Regions from separate parts of the Mus musculus genome. Here regions 1 and 2 are each linked to region 3. Evidence: chromatin loops called from intact Hi-C (ENCODE). Cell type or tissue: gastrocnemius. All regions are shown on one strand. Links, peaks and the distances in the headings refer to the core of each region. The heading gives the core; the rest is flanking DNA.

Region 1 (7,663 bases), core at 1,456-6,455, 160 kb after region 3:
AGGGCTTGCATTACAATAGCTAACACCTTTAAGCATACACACATGTGTGAAATTCACATTCAGAACAGTTCTTTGGGTTCTCTTCTGACAGAGGAGAGAGGCACAAACCACCGATGAGATGATTTAAACCCAAAAGCTAGGTCTGCTTGCCTACTGAATGCTTTTCTGGAGAAGTGTTATCTGGACATACTTTGAAATATCCCCCTTAGATTCCTGCAGGTGTGTGTGTGTGTCAGTCATCTGTCTGTACACACATGACAATATAAGAGATCTATTAATGGACCATTTTAAACAAATGGCACCTCCATTCAGCTGTTAAATTCCGTGCCTGCTAGGATTTATAGTACACCAACCCATCCAATATCTTCTCTTCTGTTTGAGGCCCGGGTAGGTATGTAGCCTCTAGTGTAAGCCGGCTTCTCATTAGCGCGGCAGAACTGCTTCCTGCATTCCTGGGATCTGCAGTAGAAATGAGCTCTCTTGAGAGTAAAGCTTCCTAGTTGCTTCCTGCATGGGCCCGTCCTGGAGCCATCCCCGCCCCTGGCACGCCATATGGTGTTTTATGGGCTCTGGGCCTTGGTTGAAGCAGAGCAGAGCTTTAGGAGAGAATCACCAGGACTCTTGCTTTTGTCCCCCTTCTTCTGCCCTTTTCTTCCTTGCCTTGGTTTTCTCTGAGAATGATGTGAACACACGAGTGTTGAGGAATTGGCAGCTTTTGTTTTTAGGGCCATCATTTTGCATTGTCTCTCCTTTATAACACTACATTCTGTTATAAATACCTGCCACTGATATCTGTACATACCCCTGTGATGTGGGACATGAGCACCCTAAAGGACCTCTCCTGATGCTGTTCATCCATGTATCTTGACGATGAAGATTTGGGCAGAGAGTTACTGAGGATAGCTCAGATGGCCAGAGCTTCTAACCCAATCTTGCCCTTTCTATAGCCCCAGGGAGCTTTGCGTTCAGCCCGAGGGTAAGGAAGTGAGACCTCATACATACGTGCCAGTGTTCTGCTCCATGGGACAGTCAACACTGCCCACTGATTTCTTTCTCTTCTGTGTTTGGTTGGTTTCTCAAGTCCCATTTCCTGGGATGGTGGGGACTGGTTACTTAGTTGGGTGGAGAATGACTTGATGTCCTTGTTAAGGTGTATGCTTTATGAAGCTAACTCATTTTTTTTTCCCTCAGACCTCTGCTCACATCTGGGCATATGTGGGAGTAAGGGTATATTTCTGAGTTTGTGACAGTGTGTGACATACACATTTACCCACACATATGTACAATGTACTCATGTACACACACATGCACACTCCTGTACACTCACAGATATCATATATTCTCATACACCAGATACTTGCAAGACACATTACATTCATTCCCACGGATTCAGATAGTACAGTTATAAGAGAAATGCTTCTAGACACGTGCACACCCGAGGGACACAGTCACTCAAATGTCAGGATGTGACTAGGCTTTCTGTTAAGAGTTTTCTGGCTACATGTGCTTTGTGAGTTCTGGCAGGTCAGCACTTTCAGAAGTAACCATCAAAGGACAGTTTTTATCAGATGTTTCCATTTTAAAGTATAGAACATTCCAAGTAAAGCCCTGCCATGTGAATTTGTGAAAACAGAAAAGGGCTTTTACGGTGAGTACGAAAGTCCAAATGAAGCAGAGTTAAAACACCACAACCCCAGGCTAGGAAAGGGCAAATGTGTCAGACAGACAGGCCACACAGGGGAAGGTGGCTGAAATCCTTTCTTGGAGCACTAAGGCAAAATCTATCAAACCGATAGTAGCTGAGTGACCTTGAGTAAGCCCCTTCCCTCACCTGAATCTTCATTGGTTTGCTTAAGGTCAAGATTTTCAAATACCTCCATCATCAGCTTTAGCTGCACAGCAGGAGCCCAGGACACAGGTGTGGACCTGTGGCTAGTGAGAGGTTACTGTGGGGCTAGAGGATCCTAGGCAGGCCTCACTGTTTAGGGACAATGGGTCATTTCCCCTGATTCAGTTTACCAGTTTAGATAATGAATTTATACTTCTAGGAAATTCTAAGTAAGAAGAACTTGTTAATCTCCTGGCTGAAACCTCCAGTGTTTTCACTGGAAAGCTTAGATCTTCCAGAATGCCCCAACAGGAGTTTGCTCATTTGGATGACCCACTGTCCTTGCCTGACTGTCGTGTTCCCAGCCACTGTCCCTTCCCATGTGTGATCCATTTATTTGACTGCAGAATTCCCCTGTGAGAGTCAGCTCAGCCATAGGACACGTTGGCCTGCCTTCACTGTTTCCTTCCACAACGCACTAGAAACCCATGAGACATTGATGAAGGATGTGCTTTCTGCTGACAGCCAGCCAGTGGCCTGCACTCTCTAGGTGAAGTGAGGACACAGGGTTTATTTTTCTAGAGACATGTTGTTTGAATCAAGCAGTGCTCTGAGAAAGCATAGTATCCTGGAAGTGTGTCTGCCAGCAAGAAGTGACTCACGGCCCAGCAGGCAGTCCTGCTCGCCCCTGATGGAGGAATATGAGAACCAACTCCTAAAGCACACATCGTTGAACTCACAGAACTGTCTCAAGAGCTTTTTTTTTTTTTTTTTTTTTTTTTTTTTTTGGAGACCAGAACTCACTTTGTAGACGAGGCTGGCTGAGAAATATGAGATCTGCCTGCCTTTGCCTCCTAAATGCTGGGATTAAGGGTGTGAGCCACTACACCTGGCTTTGTGTGCAGTTTTAACACCATGGGGAGAGTTTCTAACTTAAATATGTACACTGCCTTGTTAGTATAATGCCATAAACTGCTGGAGTCTGGAACTAGTCTCATTATATAGGCATAAGCAACCTATTATGTCTGCATACATATGAATGTATGTTGAGAAGTCACAGAAGCACTAAGCAGGGTGGCTTGCCAGAAGTACCCTGAAGTAATGAGGACTGTACCACAGTCACAGATGAGACTTACAAATGCTTAACTGCTGTGAGGATAGAGCTCAGGGTGTTCCTGGCCTGGTAGGGTACAGATGCTTAGGGCACCAGTAAGTTGTTCATTTAAACACGTGACTAACGAGAAACCTGCTGTTATGCCCTTAGTATCTTGGTGTCTCTCAGAGCAGTAGAGGAATAGAGAACTCTTCAAAATGTCCTGTCATGGTCACAGCCTGAAACCTTCAAAGAATCTTGAGAAGACATGAACAGCAGTACAGGCTTGCAATGGAGGTGAAGAGCTCTTCACATTTTTCTGAGTCTCTTTTCCTGCAAACCATAGCAAGTGTCCAGCAAGTGGAGAGTGTTGGAGACGTCTCTTGGGTGGGAGTATCCAATGCAGAGAGTGGGATTGTAACTGCATTTCAGCTGTCAAAGGAAGGAGACTTCTATAGAAAGCTGCTAGTGTCCATTTAGAATACTTGCCTCTTCCCATCACCTAGTCCTCAGCAGAAGTCATTCTCACGATTCTCTGTGCCCCTGAGACCCATGCCATCCAAGAAGAGCAAGAAGAATGCATTTGAAATACATTCTGTGCTGATGGTATCAGCAAGTGCAGATGGCCTTAGAGCTCGGTAGACCTTGGATGTTGGGGAAGAGGTTTCTGTATAAAGAATTGAGTATGGTAAGGAGCATGCCCTGTGTGCGTTGTCCCAGATATCTCTTTTTCCGAGCTGTGCTTTAATCTTCACTGTAGTCTATGAACCAGATGTCGCTGTGCCTTTTAGAAGATGAAGCCACACATGGGAGTTTAAGGTTCTGAACGATGTATAGAAGACATGCTACTAAACACATGTCTCACTCTAAGTTCTAGGGAAGTCTCTTATAAAATCCAGACTGTGAATTCACTTCTCCTGGATCAAACACTGTCTCTCGTCATCCCATACAGTCCATCAATGGTGCCGCCACTCTTCAGATGAGAAAGACTTCGGAGCTGAGATTCCAAATGCAGCCCCAAGTTAGCCCCACATTCTTTAAGAAAATGATGTTACTGGGGAAGCCATATGGGAGAACTCAGGATCAGAGGGAAGCAGAGGTGCTGGAAAGCACTGGATATCTCCAGGGCCACACCTGAGAGTTAGTGTGTGAGAAGCAGCCGTCCCAAGGGGCAAATTCGTGACTTGGGGGGGGGGGTTAAGTCCTCATTTGTTTTCTTGTTATTTATGTACCTTCGTGGCTAACATAGCCAGACACAAAGTTAGATGCAAAATGTCTTATTTAATATATATATATAATTATTATTATTTACTAGAAAAGTATTTCTTAAATTTTTAAAATTCCAAACTTTTAAATACAGGAGAAAGGGTTAGCACATGACATTCTATCACCACTAGATGGTGCTGTCTGAGTGTGGAGTCTCATTCTGCAACTTGAGCATAAGGTTCACTGGGGGCTTTGAGATGATTGAAGGTCTTAGATTGGTTGCCAATGTGTGTCCTGACCCTAAAATATAGCAATCAGGGTAAAACTTCTCTCCATTTTATGTGTTCTGAAATCGGGCTCTACTTAAGCCCCTCTCCTTTGTTATTCTTTCCATCTCTTTCTCAGTTCTACATGCCCTGTATTTGTCAGTGTGCTGTGCTTAAGGCCCATTGGAACATGCTAACAGCCTACTATCCTGGTGCCACCACACTGTTCCTGATGAGCACCCGAGCCTTCTCTTCTTACTCCAGACATTCCTGGCTGGGTATCTTCTATGTGTCCACTGTACTTGCCCACCTCTAGATGTGTCTAATTTATGCCTTCTACCACCCACTCTTTCTTTTTTTTTTTTTTAAATTGGATATTTTATTTGTTTACATTTCAAATGTTATCCCCTTTCCCGTTTTCCCCTCTGCAAACCCCCATCACTTCCTCTCTTACCCTGCTTCTATGAGGGTGCTCCCCCACCCACCCTACCTCTACACTGGGGTATTAAGCCTTCACAAAACCAAGGGCTTTTTGCATTCTGCATTTTCTTTGACTGCTGTGTTAGTATTTTTTATGGTATCTTCTACACCTGAGATTGTTCTGTCTCTTGTGTTCTGTTGGTGATGCTTGTGTCTATGACTCCTGATCTCTTTCCTAGGTTTTCTATCTCCATGGTTGTCTCCCTTTATAATTTCTAGCTTGTTTTTATTTCCATTTTTAGATCCTGGATGGTTTTGCTTATTTCTTTCACCTGTTTGGTTGTTTTCCTGTAATTTTAAAGGGATTTTTTAGTTTCCTCTTTAAGGGTTTCTACCTGTTTACCCGTTTTCTCCTGTATTTCTTTAAAGGAATTATTCATGTACTTCTTAAAGTCCTCTATCATCATCATGAGATATGATTTTTAAGTCAGAGTCTTGCTTTTCTGGTGTGTTGGGGTATCCAGGACTTGCTGTGGTGGGAGAACTGGTTCTCATGATGCCAAGTAGCCTTGGCTTTTGTTGCTTATGTTTTTACCCTTGCCTCTCACCATCTGGTTATCTGTGGTGTTAACTGCTCTTGCTGTCTTTGAATGTGGCTTGTTCCTCCTGTAAGCCTGTGTGTCAGCACTCCTGGGAGACCAGGTCTCTCTTGGCAGGATTTGAGTATTGGAGAGCTGAGGCACAGGGTCAGCTCTGGGCACAGATGGAAACAGGAAAGATCCTGTTCCAGGCTGCTGCTCCTTGGTTCCTGTGTCCTGAGGGCTCCAGGTAGGTCTCTCTTGGGCCAGGTATTTGAACAGAAGTGGTGGTCTCACCTGTGCTCTCAGGTGTTTCAGTACTCCTGGGAGACCAGCTTTCTCCCAGTGGGATTTGGGTTTGGAGAGCTGTGGCATAGGGTCAGCTCTGGGGTGCAGATGGAAACTGCAAGCAACCCTGCCATCCATTCTTCTGTAGAAGGTAAAACATTGGGTTCTGCTGGAGAGCCTATGTAGTCTTTCAGCTTTGAAAAACTCATCTGATTGCTGTGATCAGACACTCAAAACCTTGAATTCAGAAGTGGGTTTTCTGGACGAAATTCAAGACACGTGTGCAATGAAGCTGAGGTTGTCAGAGGGCAATGTAATGTCACCATCCACCCTATTGTCTACTAACCCAGGAGCTCCAGGCTCTTGCACACTATCCTGACAATATCTTGCAATTAAGGTCTGGTTTATGCCTTCCATTGAGGCAGACGGGATAGTAGAGAGATGCCTCTCCACCAGTGAGGATAAACAGAGGAGAGCAGACACCTGTAGTACAGGGTTAAATAGTGCAGAGAGGGTCACTGCCCTGTAAGTCACAGGGCTGGGAAAACTTGTCAAAAGTCAGGATGTCCACACACCCTTCAGACCTGAAAGATGACTCCCTTACACTTCTTCCTTTTCTGCGTTTTTTTCTATCATAGTACCCAACTCCTTCTTTGTTTTGGTGTTGGGGGCATGCTTTTCTTGAGTGAGTTGTTATCTTGGAGTTTTGCTCTACAGCTAATGCCCAACACTTCCTGCATTTATCTCCTGCATTTGCCCCTTGAATTTATTTGGGGCCCAAGCCACTTTCCCTTGGGAGGAGATGCAGTGTGATTGTCCTTCTCTTTGGTCTGAGATGGGGCACCTCATCTGGTCACGTCTTAGAGGTATATAGCATTCACTTTTTAGGATACTTCTGCGTTCTACCCTTTGTCTTGTAAAAAGAGCACAGGATCTAGCTATAGAGATCCATTATCCAGGCTTTAGCTGGGGATGCAGAAAGGACAGGGAAGTGTGCTCATTGCCATGTTAGTTCTAAGTCTTGACTCTTGAGGCCAGACGATAGGGTTCTTTTCTGGCTGTGGAAGTCATCAAGTTTGTACTGGAGCTGGGAAGCCAGTTTCAAACAAAGAATGCTCCTTTGCCTGGCTTCTTCTCAGTGGACACATTCCTCTCCCCACCTCCCAATTTCAACAGGCACTCTCCATGTATCCCTGGCTGGCACCAACTCCCTCAGCTTCTCTAGTGCTGAGATTACAGGTATGTGTCACTATGACTAGTCTCAACTGTTAGGAGTTGATGGAGGTATGCTGTTGGATCCAGGCAGCTGGAGGCTGCTGCAGGTTTCTGTGCAGTTGACATTCTGACTTGACCACATTGTATATTCCTGTGAATAGTGTTGATGGAGTAGGCTCTCACGGGAGGAGACCACAGTTCAGGCTTGTCTCACTTTGTTCTTGTGTTCCTTGTATTGTCTTTATCTTGCTGGGCTGCCATTAAAACAAACCAAGAAAACAACGAATGGTAGCTTAACAATGACATGAGTTGATTTCTCAAAGACCAGAAGGTTACAAGCCTAACATCATGGCACCTGCAGGTTTGGTGGCTAGTGAGATCCACTTCCCAACTTATTGCCTTGTGTCTTCCCTATCATGGCAGGGCCCAGGGAGTTCCCTAGGATCCCTTCCACAAGGCACTGCTCTCAGTCCTTGAATGAAGTTCTCCCGATCTCCTCACCTTCCATGGGCCACATTTCCTTTTTGGTTATCATTTTAATTCATATACTTTACAAAGGCACAATGTTCAGGAATGTAGGGACTGCCATGAGAGGATCTTAAAAACCAACTTTAGAAAACTCACTTTGAATAAATGTCCATAGGAAAATGAATTCTACTTCAGTATGCCTGAAGAAGAGGATAGCTTTAAACCAAAGGTCTAGAAAAGTGTTTACTAATAAGTTTAGTAATTTTCATTCCTGCTCAAGATTCACCGTAGAGAGTACCAA
Region 2 (7,663 bases), core at 1,456-6,455, 100 kb after region 3:
AGGTTTGCTGGATGGGAAAGCTAGGGAAAGAGAAGATAGATCATGCGTGGCTGAGAGTGGAGACATTTTCCAGGTAATTTGCAGATAGTGGATCATTGGAGCTGGAGGAAGGTCAAAGGGGCTCCTGGGGATGGTGTGAGAAATGCACAGGTGCTATTACATGGGGATTAAGTGTATTCCTTTGGCTTGAGGCTGTTTCCTGCATTTAAAAATCTGTCAAGGATATAATATACACATGTCAGCAATTTATACCTCAGGGGTGAGAAATCTATGAGATCCTATTTTGAGGTGACATTTGATAGGTCCGAGGTCAGGTAGAGTTGAAGGATGGCGTTGCAGGTGGGGTGATCATGGAAACAGATGCAGGCTCAGAGTCCCTGTGCACAAGGGTTACTGGGGAAGTGCCTCTGTGAAATGCAAGACAGGAGGAAGCAGAGAGGGAAAGACAAGGTGGGGGTCGAGGGGGTGCTGAGGACTTCCATGATCTGCACAGGTCTAGATCACCCCAGTGTGAATAAGGCGATAGAGGCTTGGAAAGGGTTTACTCTGGGCCCACAACCTATCCCAGACCTCTGCAGTAACCTCAAATTGTTACTTCAGGTTTCAGGTCAGAACCCTCTGAGTGCTAACAATGCAAGATATCACAACCATGGCTACCAACAGAGATGGGGCATAAGGGTCTGGGACTTAGAACAAGTGTCACATCCACATGACAGTTTGAGATTGGGAATATGGAACTGTATGTGTGAGGAGCCTCCATCTCTGCCCCAGTGTTCATTCTTGGTTTCCTTTCACAAAAGAATAACTAATCTATAGATCTATTTAGGATCTGTCATACTGATGTCAAACATGCTCTGACATGAAGGATCCTGACAACTGTTGTGATCTGAAGTTGGTGGCTGACAAATGAAACTGTGAAATGTCTTCAAGTACTCCCAAGTATTCTACTGATGAACTGTCATGGTCCCTGTAGCACAGTGCCTTGGGGTGCTCCCATGGCCTCCTCCCTTGGGGTGCTCCCACGTTTTTGCCATCCTCCTCCTACCCCTGCCCCAAGCTCAATGGTTGGTTATTCTAAGTTTTCTATCTAACTCTCATGTGTGTGTGTGTGTGTGTTGTATGTGAGTAAATGTGTGTGTATTTGTGTGTATGTTGTATATGAGTGTAATTTTGTTTGTGTGTATATGTGTATATATTTGTATGCATGTGTGTATGTATATTTTTGTGTGTGTATGCGCATGTGTTTAGGTGTGTTTGTGTGTGTATGTATGTGTAGGTATGTGTGTATATATGTGTATATATGTGTGTATATGTGTGTATGTATGTGTATGAGTGTGTGTATTTATGTGTGTGTGCATATGTGTGTGTATGTATGTGTTTATGTGTGTGTGTAATTGTAAGGTGGAAGGAAAACCTCAGGGACTGATTCTCACCTTCCACAGTATTTGAGACAGGCTCTTTTTGTTGTACTTTTGGGTATAAAAGGCTCTCTGGCACATGAGCTTCCCGAGTTTCTATTGTCTCTGTCTCCATCTCTTGTAGAAGCACTGGGATTAAAGATTATGTGTGCTACTATCTGGCTTTTTCCATTAGTTCTGGAGATTTGAACTCAGGTCTTCATGCTTGCACATCAAGTGTTCTATCCACAGAACCATCTGCAGCCATTATTATTCTAACTGATACATTGAAATGAGAACAAATTGTATAAATTAGCAGGGTATTATGTTTTATTATATGCATGCACAGTGTAATCGGGTTAAATATAGTGATGTTCTCAAACACTTACCTCTTCTTTATGGCACAGTCATTTCTTCTGGCTCCTTGAGACGTGAAGTACTCCATCCCCATCTCTAGTGACTCTGTTGGGCAACAGCATCCCAGAACTTACTTCTATCTAGTATCTAGTAACTAGGTACTCATCACTGATCAGCCATCCCCATCCTTCTTGCTCCATGTCCACTCCTTCCTCTAGACTTTACGTAAGTACCACGTGACTTACATCATGGAGTCTAGTGAACTTGGTGTTATGTTGTAGAGTTCAGGAGCAAATGTGAAGGTCTACATTGTTGACCTGACTGGACTGGGAAGCATTTAGAAAAGTAGGAAAGGTCCACTCCAAGTGTGTCTGTATGGGGGTTCCCACATATGAGTGACTAGCCCAAATATGAATAATGGAGGGCTGTGGGGAAAACATTCCGGAATGTGGGAGGCACCATTACAAAAGCAGGGATCACACGGAACAAAAAAGCGAAGAAGAGGAAGCTTGCTACCTAGCCATCCAGTTCTTTGCTCCTTGGCCACTGTGCTGTAAGCATTGCCTGCTAAGGCCCTCCCACCATGATGGACAAGTATCTTTAAAGCTGCAAGCCAAAAGAAACCTCTCTTCTTTTGATTATTTCTCCAAGTGTTTTATAACAAGACTTAGTAGTGCATTGACTCAGAGACAGAGTATTTCATTATGAATACTTTTGATTGTAGCTGATTGAATCCAAGGATGTAGAGTTCTTGATACAGAGGGGCAAGGGCAGTCAGTGTAAAGCACATCTCTGTTTGATTGGCTCAGTATTTAAGACTGATATGTTCTAAGTGCTGGAGACACAGTGGTAGAAGTGTCTCTTGTGTCCAGTAGTTTACTCCATCCTGCGGGAACCTGACTGCCACTCATTCGATACAGAATCAACTGCATTGCTTCTGATAGTGATGAATGTAACAAGAAGAGTCAAGCTAGGTGGGTGACAGGACCCAGTGCAAGGAAGCGGTTGACAGCCTTCTTTTTGTCACACAATCAAGATGTTCCACTGGCTCACAAGACCCTCCATGATGCTTCCATTCCAACCTCCAAAGAGCCTGTCCTCTGTGAGAGGAGGGTCTAACTCTGCCAGTAATACTCACCGGTCTTTCTCAGCCTGTGTTGCCACTGAGTGTCTTCACACAGATTCTGAACTCACCCTGATTCTACATTCTATTGAGGAGGGGAAGGACCCCCGGGGGCTGCCATCATCCCCTTTCCTTTCCCTAAACTTCTCTTTATCTTCCTCACCATCCTACACCCAGCTTATTTCCCATCTGCTAACTGTCTCTACTTGATCGGAGGCAATCAGAGCCTTGAATTTGGAGTCTAACTACCTTGAGGTATATCCTTCTGAAGCTTTCTAGCTGGACAACTTTGACTTTGTAGTTTAACCTCTCTGTGCTTTAATTTACTAATTTGTGAACTAAGGACGTTTCCCTATGGAGGGACAACACAGGGAAATACATACCCCCTCCCTGCTGATTCACAGTCGGAGATAGGAATGATAGCCCCTCCAATTTCCCTGTCAATCACTGGTAAGGTCACACCCTTCTGCAGTGATATGAAGCCACCTATCCTAGTGAGAAGAGATTTTCCGACAGGTCCAGCAGATGGCAGTGTTGAAACGGCAATGTCCCATAGGTAATGATCTCTAGAGAGAGGATTTATCCAAGAAACCCCAAATAAAATGAATGTTGTCTGTTCCTTGCTGGGGAGGACTTATGTGCATGATGAAGAAGAAATGCTTTCCCCCAAGCCATTGAATGTGGACTTCTCCTAGGTTTCTGGAAAATGCTGGCAAGATGTAGCACATCCCCTCCCCAACTCCATCCAGGTCGAAGTCCTCTAGTCTCCAGTCACCTGAGGCCTCGAGGCTGATGGTCTCTGAGGTTTATTAATAGACATCTTCTCCTAGCGTATCCCATCATTTTCCTGGAAGAACGAACAAAGAGGCACGGTGTCTCTGGCTGTGGTGACAGCTGGGATTAGGCTTGTCAGGTGGGAGAGGGGTTGGCTTACTTTCTTGAGAAAGAACGGAAAACATCTGGTGTGGCTGTGCTTCTACCCAGCTGCAATGGAAGGTCAGAGGTGGAGGGGGCTCCAAGGCCATTCTTCCGGCTCATGTAGCCCTGGAGAATGGAGTCCTGCTCAGGTGCACGGATGCTGATCTCAGAGCCCCTGCCCCTGCCTGTCCGCTGCTTTTCTTGTCTCTCTCTACACACTTCATTTCACCTTTCATTCTCCCTTTCCAGATGCTGTGCTTATGGCGAGGATACCCAGGTGCAGGAGGGTTTCTTGAGAGCGGGATCACATTGCATCTTTCAAGGTAGGGACTGTGTATTCTGGGTTTCAGGCAGAGAGGCCCCCTACTTCCTGCCCTGAAAAGTAGGCCGCCTCCTGTCACTGTAGCTGCAGGGGCCGACCTAGCCTGCATCTTGTAAGAAAACACACGTTGCCTCCCTTCAGTGCATACACTGGGTACCTCAAAGTTCAGCCTTCACCCCAACTCACTCTCAGCATGCATGCTGCAAGCACAGTGGCTCTAGGTGTCCATGCTGGTCCTGCTGGCTTAACAGGAACAGTCTAAAGCCAAGCAGTATGGTGATTCTGCACTCAGCATGGGACGCTGGTCCATGCTCTGCTCGCGGTGCTTCTCAGACAGCAAACTCAAAAGCCAAGGACCCAGAAATCTCTCTCCATCTTCAGAGAATCTGTGTATGAAGTTCTGCGAGCTGTTTGCTTCTCCATCTTGGAAGGTGTTCACTCCGGTCCTTGCATGGAGCCTCTGCCCATTGTCTCCGCCACCCTAGCTTTTGCTCTTTTCTATCCAATCCAGTGATACCATCCTCATGATGGCCTCTATGTCTTTCATATCGTTGGAGTCCACTTATGTACTTTAGGAATGCCTCTTTACCTACATTAAACTCTTATACCGGGGCAATTTTTATCTTCATCCCAAGGCTCTGAGATGCCACAGTATAGGGGCACAGGCTGTAGGGGGCAGGGATGGGGGATCCTGCTATTTTTTAACTTGGTTTTGTCACATGCAATCCTTCAGCGGGAGGGGTCTCAATGACCAGATAATTCTTGTTCTCATGGTCACTGTTGCTTGTTGCTTGGTGAATCTACACAGTGAATCTTATGTATCTGTTGGATGGGCCTTAGATACTTAGATGTGCATATGAGGAGGTATCCAAATGAAACTATCATTTGAAGTGATGGTGTCATTAAAGCAGTTTCCCTAATCAGATCTCACCCAGCCTCCTAAGGGCCTGAGTGGAAAGCCTGGTTTCCTGTCTCCCAGAGGAGCTCTTGTCTCTTGTCCTCAGCCTGAGAGCTACGTGTTCATCCCTCTGGCCAGCACACTTTTGCATGTGGACTGGAAAACAGCATATGATTCTATGTGTCCCATTTGCAGGCTGCAGATAGCAGGATTTCTCAGACTTTATAAAGGTGGGAGCCAATTCTTTACATTTTGTACATGCATGAAGATTCTGTCAACTGTTTTTCGACAAGAGTTAGCATGCATGGGGAATGTGTGTGGGTTCTAAACACTACCCTAGTTTTCACAGAGGTCATTTCAATCATTGGATATTGGTGCACAGGGATGAGAGAGCTGGTTCCCATAAAGAATCTTCTACAGTTACTGAAGGATGGCTACACATATGTAAATACACATATGTAAATGGGTGTGTATACCTGTAAATGTGTGTATTTACCTAGCTAGTCTGTTGATTGTCTTTTCTGAAGAACAAACTTATACAATAAAATAAGTTGTGTCCTGACAAGGTCCTGGCCTACCATAGCTGCTTGTTCACAGTTCTTCCTTCCAGGTCCTGGATATTTGCACAATGGTCCAAAGGAGTGATGCTGGCCATGCAAGGTATATCTATGGGAAAACTGTTTCCTCCAGTAAAATGAACCAGAGGTGTCTATCAGTATGCAGAAATGTTGTTGACTTGTAATACTGATTTTTGTCTCCTGCAACTTTTCTCATCAGCTGTATCATCTCCCACCAGCTCCCTAAGAAGCTGAGATGACAGACACATTCCATCAGGCCTGGCAAAACAACACTCGACTTTCTCATGGATCCACTGTGTGTTCATTGCCCACGAATTTGCAAAAGATACTTTATATGATCCCAACCTTTAATAGTCTCAGGATTATGTTGTGGCCTAATATTTGTACTTGGGAAATATTCATATATAGTTGAGGAAAATGGCAGTGCCTGTCTGCTAGGTTCACTTGGTCTGGTGTGTGACTAATAGCCAATGTTCCTTTGTCAGTTTTCTGTCTGGATCTGTCAACTGCAGAAAGCAGGGTGTTGAATATTCCCTTGTTAGTGCTGTGCAGCCTGTCACCAAGTCCTTCAACCTAGCATTGGGTGTCCAAGCCAGTGGACAAGAGAAAGACATAAAAATCCTCTAATGGGCAAAGAATGAGTCAAATTACTCTGGTTTGTAGAGCACACCATCCTCTCTCTCTCTCTCTCTCTCTCTCTCTCTCTCTCTCTCCTTCCTTCCTTCCTTCCTTCCTTCTTTCTTACTTCATGTCTTTCTTCTAAAATGCCTTTCTCTCTTAGGTTTTCTGTTGCTATGATGAAACACTGTTAAAATCAACTTGGGGGGAAATGATTTATTTCAATTTGTAATTTGTAGCCCATCATCCTCAGAAGTTAGGGCAGGAACTCAATGTAGGAATCTGGAGACAGGAACTAACATAGAGACCATGGAGGCATGCTGCTTACTGGCTTGCTCAGTTGGTTTTCTTTTTTCCTTTTCTCCCTTTCTCTCTCTCCCTCTTTTCTTTCTTTCTTTCTTTCTTTCTTTCTTTCTTTCTTTCTTTCTTTCTTTCTTTCTTTCTTTCTTTCTTTTTTCGAGACAGGGTTTTTCTGTGTAGCCCTGGCTGTCCTGGAACTCACACTGTAGACCAGGCTGGCCTCGAACTCAGAAATCCACCTGCCTCTGCCTCCCAATTGCTGGGATTAAAGGTGTTGGTTTTCTTTTCCACCCTGGGACCACCTGCCCAGGAGGAGCATCTCCAACATCCAATTATCAGTAATGAAAATTGGCTTACCCATAGGCCAATCTGATAAAGGTATTTTAAATTGTGATTCCCTCTTCTCAGATAACTCTAGCCCATGTCAAATTGCCCTAAAAACTAGGCAGCACATTTGACCTCTTATCAGTGTAACACACACACCACTATTCAACTATAACCTTTCCTTTCTTATTCATCTCAAAGATCTTATATTAATAATAATATAACAAAATAAATGCATGAATAACTTTCAAAGTTCCAGCCTTTAAAATGTAGTCTCTTTAAAACATCCAAAGTGTCTTTTAACATTCATAGTCTCTCTAAAATATTCAAAGCGTCTCTAAAATATCTGAAGTCTCTCTAAAATCCCAAAGTCTATCTAAATCACCAAAGTCTTTAAAAGATTTCAGTATCTCAGCTATAGCTTTTTTTTTTTAATAAGTTACCCACATGGAAGATGCAGAGTGTAGTCACACTCTAATCAAAGCAAGTATCTTTTGTCTTACCAACATCTTAAACATTTCTTTCAGGAGTCTGCTGCCCAAGGGCTCCCTGAACTTATTATTCTGAGAAAGCCCTTTACTTTTTTTGCATATTACTTGTTTTTGAGACAGGGTCTTGCTGTGTAGTCCAACTTGGCTGTGAACTCACCACAGTCCTGTTTCCATCTCCCAAATTCTGGGATTACAGGCCTGTGTCACCACACACAGTCTAAGGAAGCTCAAATTTCTCTTTCCATTTTTAAGAACATCTACCCAGCATGCTGTAGGTTGATGTTTCTCTTCCCCTTTCTGTATTTTAAATAAATTTCACTTGTTTGTTTCTGTCATC
Region 3 (7,663 bases), core at 1,220-6,219:
TGTTTCCTGTTTTGGGCTTCTAGCTGTTTACCTGTGTTGTACTGTATTTCTTTAAGGGAGTTATTTGTATCCTTCTTAAAGTCCTTTATCATTGTCATGGAAAGGGATTTTAGATCTGTATCTTGCTTTTCAGGTGTGATGGTGTACTACTTGCTGTGGTGGGAGAATTGGGGTCTGATGATGCCAAGTAACTTTGGTTTCTGTTACTTATGTTCTTATACTTGCCTTCTGTCATCTGATTATCTTGATTGCTATCTGCCTTGCTATATCTCCCTGGAGCCTATCCTTCCTGTGATTCTGGTGTGTCAAAACTCCTCATAGTCCAGTTGTCTTTGTGACCCTTTGATTCCAGGATTCTGTGATCCTGGGTGTGTCAGAGTTCCTGGGATTCAAGCTGCCTCTGGAACCCTGAGATCCTGGTGTGACCAAACTCCTGGGATCCTGTGAACCTGTGATCCTGTGACCCTGTGGCCCTGTGATCCTATGATCCTGTGATCCTGGGCATGATAGAGTCCCTGGGAGTGGAGCTTCCTCTGGGTGTTGTGGGCTGTGGAGTTGGTGCCCAAAGTATGATCAGGTCACCTACTTAGACAGGAAGGAACCTAATCCACTGGTCAGGCAGGGTTCATTCATCTCTGGGTACCGCTGGTCCCAGTTACTTCCAATGGTGTTGGAACAGATTTTCTGTCTTCTTCATCTCTGATCCTATGATCCTGGCCATGTTAGAGTGCCTGGGAGTGGAGCTTCCTCTGGGTATTGTCCAATGAATGGCTATTAAGGGGACAACCCAAGATGGCTTTGGCTATGAATCTGTAACAACCGGACTCTCCACACAGGCACAACAGTTCTAATCAGTCTGATCAACCAGCCTTGTGAAATCCTTATTATAGGTGTCACATTTTGCTGGAAACTTCAATGCACAAGTGTCACCTCACAGCCCTAGCAACCAAGTGTCAGTAACAAGCAGAAAGAAGAGTTGAGAGACAGAAGAATTTGAGACAGGCAAAGCTGTGAGATACAGTGTTCACTGGGAACAGGACATCAGTGGGTTAGCCAGTTTCCCTAAAGACATGGGTGTGGCTTCACACCTCTACCTGCGATGAAAGAAATCCAGCCTGAAAACAGGGGTCAGGAAGAACACAGTTTTACAGTTCGTTTCTGAGATCAGTTACATCCACAGAGCACCTTTATCATGTTCTTCTCTGTGCCAAGCTTCATCCTGTAGTCTTCAAAACTACGCAGCACCTGCTGAGGTGAATCTTAGCAGGAAGAGCCTCACTGTAGAGCTGAGAAATGGAGGAGCTCAGAGAGGTCCTTACCAGTAGAGTTGGAGCTCCTGTGTGTTGCTCCTTAGGGCTTCGGTCTCTCACTTGCTCTGCTGCTGTCTTCCTCCTGGAACCTCCTGAACACTCTTTCCAATCAAAAAATTTTTTTTCTCCCAAAGAAACCCCTTCCCTCACCTTCAAAGCAATAAAACAACAACAAAATATAAATCCTCTTGAATGAGATGATTTGGTCCAAGGCTTGTTCCTAGACTTGATTCAATGGGGAGCCATGCAACCAAAGTGGTAGGGAAAAGCCTTGGCTCCTACAGCCCCAATAGGCTAGGGTCAGTCATAGTTCCATATGGCAATAGAATAAAAAGGTGGGAAATACTGGATACCAGAGAAAGAAAACTCAATCAATGTGGCTACATTGGGACGAATAAATAAATAAAAGGGTTCAATCACCTCCAGTTTGCCTTAGATTTTAATGAAGGCAAAACTGTGTAACTGAGCAGCCTGGGCCACGTGGTCTGGGTGAGGTCAGCTCGGCTGCTGCAAGGTTGTCTGGAGAAGTCTGTTGGCCAGCCATGCGTGCGGGCACAGATCTGCTTCCCTCAAGATGATCATTTCTGTCTGAGTGCAGTCTCATCCGAATGAGAAATTATCCTCAGTGGGATGAGGGCTGGGGTCCGTCCTGCTCCTGGAATCCAAAGCAATGGCAGGTTTACCTCTGCCTTCACCTTGTTCATGCCTGTTCACTTCATTTCTTGCCTCCAGCCTTGAAGCAGGATGACTGAAGTTATGTAGACAGATACTCTTTGCGTGATTGACACTGACCCAAAGTGAAGGAGACAGACACACCATGCAGGCTGAGAACTAGCCTCTCACACTGCATTCAGTTATCTTGTGTGGCCGAGAGTCAGTGCCATCAGAAATGCCTTTTCTGAGTGCTTGTCATAGGTACATGGATTCTCAGAGCTCTCAGGAGTGACTTCCCTCTGCAGACTTGTCACAGGCTTGTTCCAGTGCTTCTTGTCCACATACATGACTGTGGTCCCTCCCTTCTAGTCCACCTGCTTCTCCCTCAAGGGGATGACTCCCTACCCTTTGTCCCCAGCAGTCCTTTGACCCCTGTTATCTGCCATAACATCTGTTCTTCCTGCTCTTCTCTCCATCTTCTCCATGTCCTGCCCTGATACCTCAGTTCCCAGCCTTGTCTTTGTCCTCACCATTCCTATTGCACTGGTGTCTTGAAGGATACTATTCTTGGGGAAACATGATCAAACATCTACTCACCCCAGAGAGGGAATTGATAGCACACCAAATTAGGGATACTCACAAAATCCAATAAGTCTTATTGGAGTTATTTACAGGAATATGGGTGAAGAGTTACTTACAGGAGCAGAAATGGCTCAAAGACAGCTGTGTCATTAAAACACCACCCCAGCAGGGATGACAGTGCCTGAAAGATGGAAACCTGGCTCTCATATTGTTCACAGATAGGCATTAGCAAACCTGGAATGTTAAAAACACATGGTTCCTTCAAAGAAAGAAATAAATGTTCATCAAGAAGGCTGGAAGCGGATGTGGTGATGAGCCTAATGACCCTTGTGCTTCCTGTGTGTCTGAGACCAAGCTGGACCCTTCCCCAGTGAGCTTGTTTTTTTTTTTTCCCTCCATGTGTAGAACCTATCTTTATGGAAGGTGTCACACGTACTTTACAAAGAGTTTCAATGTAGTCACGTCTGGTCTTTATTTGACTTACTGTGCTCCTCAAGGAGATTTATGTGTGCTTCACTGTGTATGCAGGATGAGTTAATTATCACCAGAAAAGTTTTCCCTAAATCATGCTGTACTTACATATGTCAGAAATAAAACACTTGGGCTCAGACTCCTGAAGTTTGAACCAATACCTGCTACTTAGTTGTGTCGAACCGCACTGCCTTCTTGCTGATGATGTCACAGATCGTCACTCTGCGGGCAGTGGAGGTCGCAGAGACCCCTCTGCTCACTTCACAACTTGCAGGCAGCTCAGTGGGTACCTCTTCCAGGCAACTTAGTGGCTTTCCCTTTTCAGGTGGTTTAGCTGTCGTCTCTTTCTTTCTTCCCAGGTAGCTCAGTGTCTCCAAGGATATTTCAGCAGTCCTAGCAGGTTATGTATGCTAGAGAAGGGAGGGGGCCTAGAGTATCTGGTCAGTTTTAGGGACTTCCTGAAGCCAGTGAGTTGTTAACTTCCAAGTTTAAGGAGCTTCCTGCAGGACCATTTCCCCTCATTCCTTACAAGTCTTACTGTTTCCTTTTCCCTTTAACTTGCAGGGTCTTAGCTTCCTGAGAAGATGTACATTTATCGTAGAGGAAACTGCTACACAGTGTTTCTTTTATTTCATTTTAATTTTATTAAAAATTCTTTTTTGAGTCAAGGTCTTGCGTAACCAATTTGGCTTTGAATTCACGATATACCTGAAGATGACCTTGAACCTCGACTCTCCTCTTGCCTCCACCTCCAAAGTGCTGGGATTGTGCAAAGTTCCAATGTTTATAGATTATACAGTACGTGTGGGAGTGGTGAGGACAGAGGTGTTATCTGAAAAATGCCCTGATTTAAGGCTTTCTATTCTTCTGTAACTAAATAATAATAATAATAATAATAATAATAATAATAATAATAATAATAATAAATCTTTGTAAACTGTTACCACTTTGGAACTTTTAACATTTGGGGTAACCTGAATTTGTTCTCAAGCCATTGTGGTCATTCATATTTGATTCCTGAATAAACTTGTTCTTACTCTCTTGGAGGAAAGAGTTGTATTTTTAGGTGGACACAACAAAATGCTCATGTCTGATCCTACCATGCCGTGCACCTGCAATGGTCATGGGAAAAAGGAGTTCTGTCAGTTTGGTGGGTCCCAGTGTGCGTCTGAGCCCGTGTCTCAGACAAGAGAGTCCGGCAGGTGGCGCTCGCGCTCTTCCAGGGTGTCCAGGGCGCGGGTGAATTCTGCCTGCCTTAGCAGTTACAGAATTGCATGTGCTAATTCCAGGGTGGGAGTTGTGGGAAATCGCCTCGTCCACCACTGAACTGACTGGAGGGCTCCTTCAGGGTGCCACAGGCGAGCTGACAGGGAGACCCTAAGCAAGAAGAACAGACAGGAGACCTCCAAAGTTCACTCTGCGGACCCCGGGGTCACCTGAACTAGTCCTGTCGCTACAAGGGTTACATTCACCTCCACACAGGATGGGCTCAGTCATCAGCCTCCCTCCATTGCATGGATACCAATAGAAGGACTTCTCGTGGGCTCATTTCTTTTCACAAAACCTGCAAACAGCAGATGAAAATCCCTGGGCTGGAAGCCAGCAAAAGAGCTAGTGAGTCTTCTTAGGGAATCCACTCTCCCACTCAGGAGGATTGTGCAAACCGATTCGATTCCTGAGATGTGGTGTGAATTTAAAGTGCAGGCACAAAAGAGAAGTAGGTTGTAAGCAATTGAAGCGTTGTGGTTTAAAGACTACTACCTTCCTGTATAGAAATGGGGAAAGTTAGTCTTTTTAAACTTTAGGGACAAAGCCTTGAGGGAGCAGGCCCTGGTTGAGTGGCTTCTGTGTTTTGCCTCACTCCATCTGGCTACAGATGGAGACACGTCCTAGAGAAGACAATCCCAGCCTAGCAGGGCAGGACAGGTCTGGCTGCCCATCTCCTGGACACTCTGGGAAGCTTACTCTCTTCTAAACCTAAGACCCTCTGCCCAGGACTTCACCATTCCTGGGATAGGGTGAGCTCAGAATGGCTCAGCTGGAGAGACCAGCCCTTGCTGTCAGAGAGGATGGCTGTTTGTGCCTGGCTGCTCTAACACTTTCCTCACAGAGCTCTGTGAGCTCCTGCAACCTCCTTTTGAAGCCGCGCTGTGAACCTGTTTTTCTCCATCCAGAGAGTCTCTTGATGCTTCCTCTTGGTGACCATGAGAGTAGGCTGGGAGAGCATCCAAAGCGGCCATGTCCTCTTCTACAGCAGCCAGGACCTCTATCGGCATTTGCATGCCCCAGTTGTCAGGTTCTTGTGACCCTGACATATAGTTATACCGAAAACTCAAGAATCTATTGATAGTCATCCCTTACGGCTACAAATTTAACTAATTTACACTTTATGTTTTATAATCTTCGTAAAGTGATAGAGTGTGACTGGTCTCTTGTCTGACTGTCTTAGTATATTTCTGGGCTCCTGGTTTCCAGGAGGGTGTGTCCATTGCTATCTTGTTCTGTTTTGACTGCCACACCCTTAGTATCAAAAGCTAGGGCAGTTTGTTTTAAGTTTTATTTTAGAGTATTGGCTCCAAGCAAGTGATTAATACACAATATGCATAAGTTTGTGTAGTTGAAGCAATTAAACCTATGAAGATTTGGAAATAACTACATTCTGTAGGTGCTTAGAGAAATGGGAGATGTCTTCAGAGTGGAACATTACACAGCAAATCAAAATAATACTCCTTAAAACAGTGCAGATTTCTGTCATTAAACTGAGGCAGAGTAGAGATTGAGAACATAAGAAAAAAAAAGTCCCTCATCCTGGAATGTGTTGAACCATCTTTCAAGCTAAAAAATCATGAATGCCAGCACAGGCAACACTGGCTATGAACATTGCCCACAGACATAATAGTTCTTTTGCATTGAAGTCTTGATCGTCTATGTTAAAATAGCTACAAACAAGGGAAATGCCTCCAGGATGGCCAGGTTCCTTCCCTGGTTATTCTCTGAGACTCCTACAGACAAGGCTGTCAGCTTGTTTACAGTGAGCCTCTGCCTACTGTGTTAGTTCACTGTCCCCTGTCATCCATGCAGGCGACTCCCAGGAACCATCCTGTGACCTCAAACACCACCACCGTCCTGCGCATGGCACGTCCTGCGCATGGCACGTCCTGCGCATGGCACGTCCTGTGCATGGCTACCGATTGTAGGTCTGACCTCTGTGAGAAGCCAATGCCCACGCTGCAGGTGTGCCTTAAATTCTTCCCAACACCTCTTAAAATCTACTTTAAAATCTTTTCATGAGTCCTCAACCAACTTCATAGTGGCTCATTCTGAAATTCTTCTATATGGTGAAGCCAATGATCGAACTATAACTGAGCCAAGGTTCCTAAAAGATGGAAGCAGCTTCCCAGGTTGCTTTTGGGGATGGAGGAGTGTGGAGCTATGCCTCTGTCCCAGCTGCTGTTGATAATATGATAAAATCCACCCAATTGTACAGCTACACTCAATGACATTAGGAAATTTATGCAGGCGCACAGCCATCACCACAAATTCTTAATCTTCCCTTAGCTTACACATTTCCTGGTTTCCATTCACAACCAATCTCTGCTGCCTTTTGTGATCTAGGCAAACACTGGCATTTGCTGTTGGTTTTATCTCCACAGAGAAAAGTTAGTACAATTTTTGTAGCACTGGAATTACATGAACACCGTCTTGAGGGTTGGCCTTCTTTATTTAGTATGAATTTGAGTCTGTCAACGCTGCCAACTCTATCGGGATCAGTGACCTGCCACCTTAGCATCGCTCTGTTTATGTATTCATAACTCACTGGATACTTGGACTGTTTTTGGTTTTTTAGATATTGTGAACCCGTGGTTTTGGGGTTACTGGTCCTTTACTACAAGTATGTGCCACTCCATGCCCAACTAACCTTTCATAGCCTTTGCCTAGCCCATCCCACCCTTCCACGTCTAAGAAAAGCTTCTAACACAGTCTCTCTTCAGCTTCTATGGCCTAGCTTATAGAAAAGGAAGAATTACAATCGCAGAAGTCAAAGTACATCTTAGAAATGTAATTGTCGACAAGAAGGTTTGTCTGAAAGACTAAGTAGATGTTGACTCCAGAAGTGGAAGTGCCAGGACTTGGCTGACCCCAGAAAGGCTCTGGAGTAAAAGCCTGCCAGGGATGGGAGTCTCTGTTCAGTGTCTCACCCTAACCCTCGTTCCCCTGTGAATACCATCAAGGCCTTCAGCATTCTTGAACTCCCTGAAGGTGGAGATTTGAGAAAGAAAAGTTTCTTGTATTTTCCAAGGCCAGACCATGAGGAAATTTCTTTCCTTTAATTGATGTCCATCTCCAGTTGGTCTTAGATGCCCATAAAATTTCACGACTCTGCAGCTCCATAAGCATCTGCTCAGCTGTGCCAACGTGGCAATAATATTTTATTTCTTCAGGCATTGTCCCAAGGGTCTTTTCTTCTTTTCTTACCAGCATTGGCTGATGTCTGCTTTGAGTCTTAGCTATTTCAGTAGGGTTGTGTTTTTAATTTGCATCGGTACCTGGCCACTTTAGGGGGCCAAGAGAAATCATAGAGAAAGAAGTAGGGACATAAATGTGAGGAAGGTCTCCAGACGGCCTTGGACCAGCCCCACTCTTCC

What was found. Hi-C counts contacts between places; a loop is a spot of excess contacts. Peaks named below come from ENCODE experiments on the same cell type or tissue, not always from the same donor. Only the 100,000 strongest peaks of a DNase experiment are listed, where the experiment ranks them.
Region 1: a loop joins it to region 3, with 3 times the contacts of the local background. A loop is called at or near these places in 5 of 42 quality-filtered maps.
Region 2: a loop joins it to region 3, with 2.6 times the contacts of the local background. A loop is called at or near these places in 6 of 42 quality-filtered maps.

The regions. Positions count from the first base shown.
Region 1 is chr11:8,242,494-8,250,156 of GRCm38, reverse strand. No RefSeq gene overlaps it. Among named protein-coding and RNA genes, the nearest start is that of Gm27393, 360 kb to the right of the region's middle. In gastrocnemius, for the core only: a CTCF peak has its summit at 4,316 (motif pointing right); no DNase peak of the experiment used is centred there; H3K27ac peaks cover 1,372 bases.
Region 2 is chr11:8,298,748-8,306,410 of GRCm38, reverse strand. No RefSeq gene overlaps it. Among named protein-coding and RNA genes, the nearest start is that of Tns3, 360 kb to the left of the region's middle. In gastrocnemius, for the core only: a CTCF peak has its summit at 3,385 (motif pointing right); a DNase peak (open chromatin) is centred at 3,408.
Region 3 is chr11:8,402,300-8,409,962 of GRCm38, reverse strand. No RefSeq gene overlaps it. Among named protein-coding and RNA genes, the nearest start is that of Tns3, 260 kb to the left of the region's middle. In gastrocnemius, for the core only: no CTCF peak of the experiment used is centred there; a DNase peak (open chromatin) is centred at 4,242.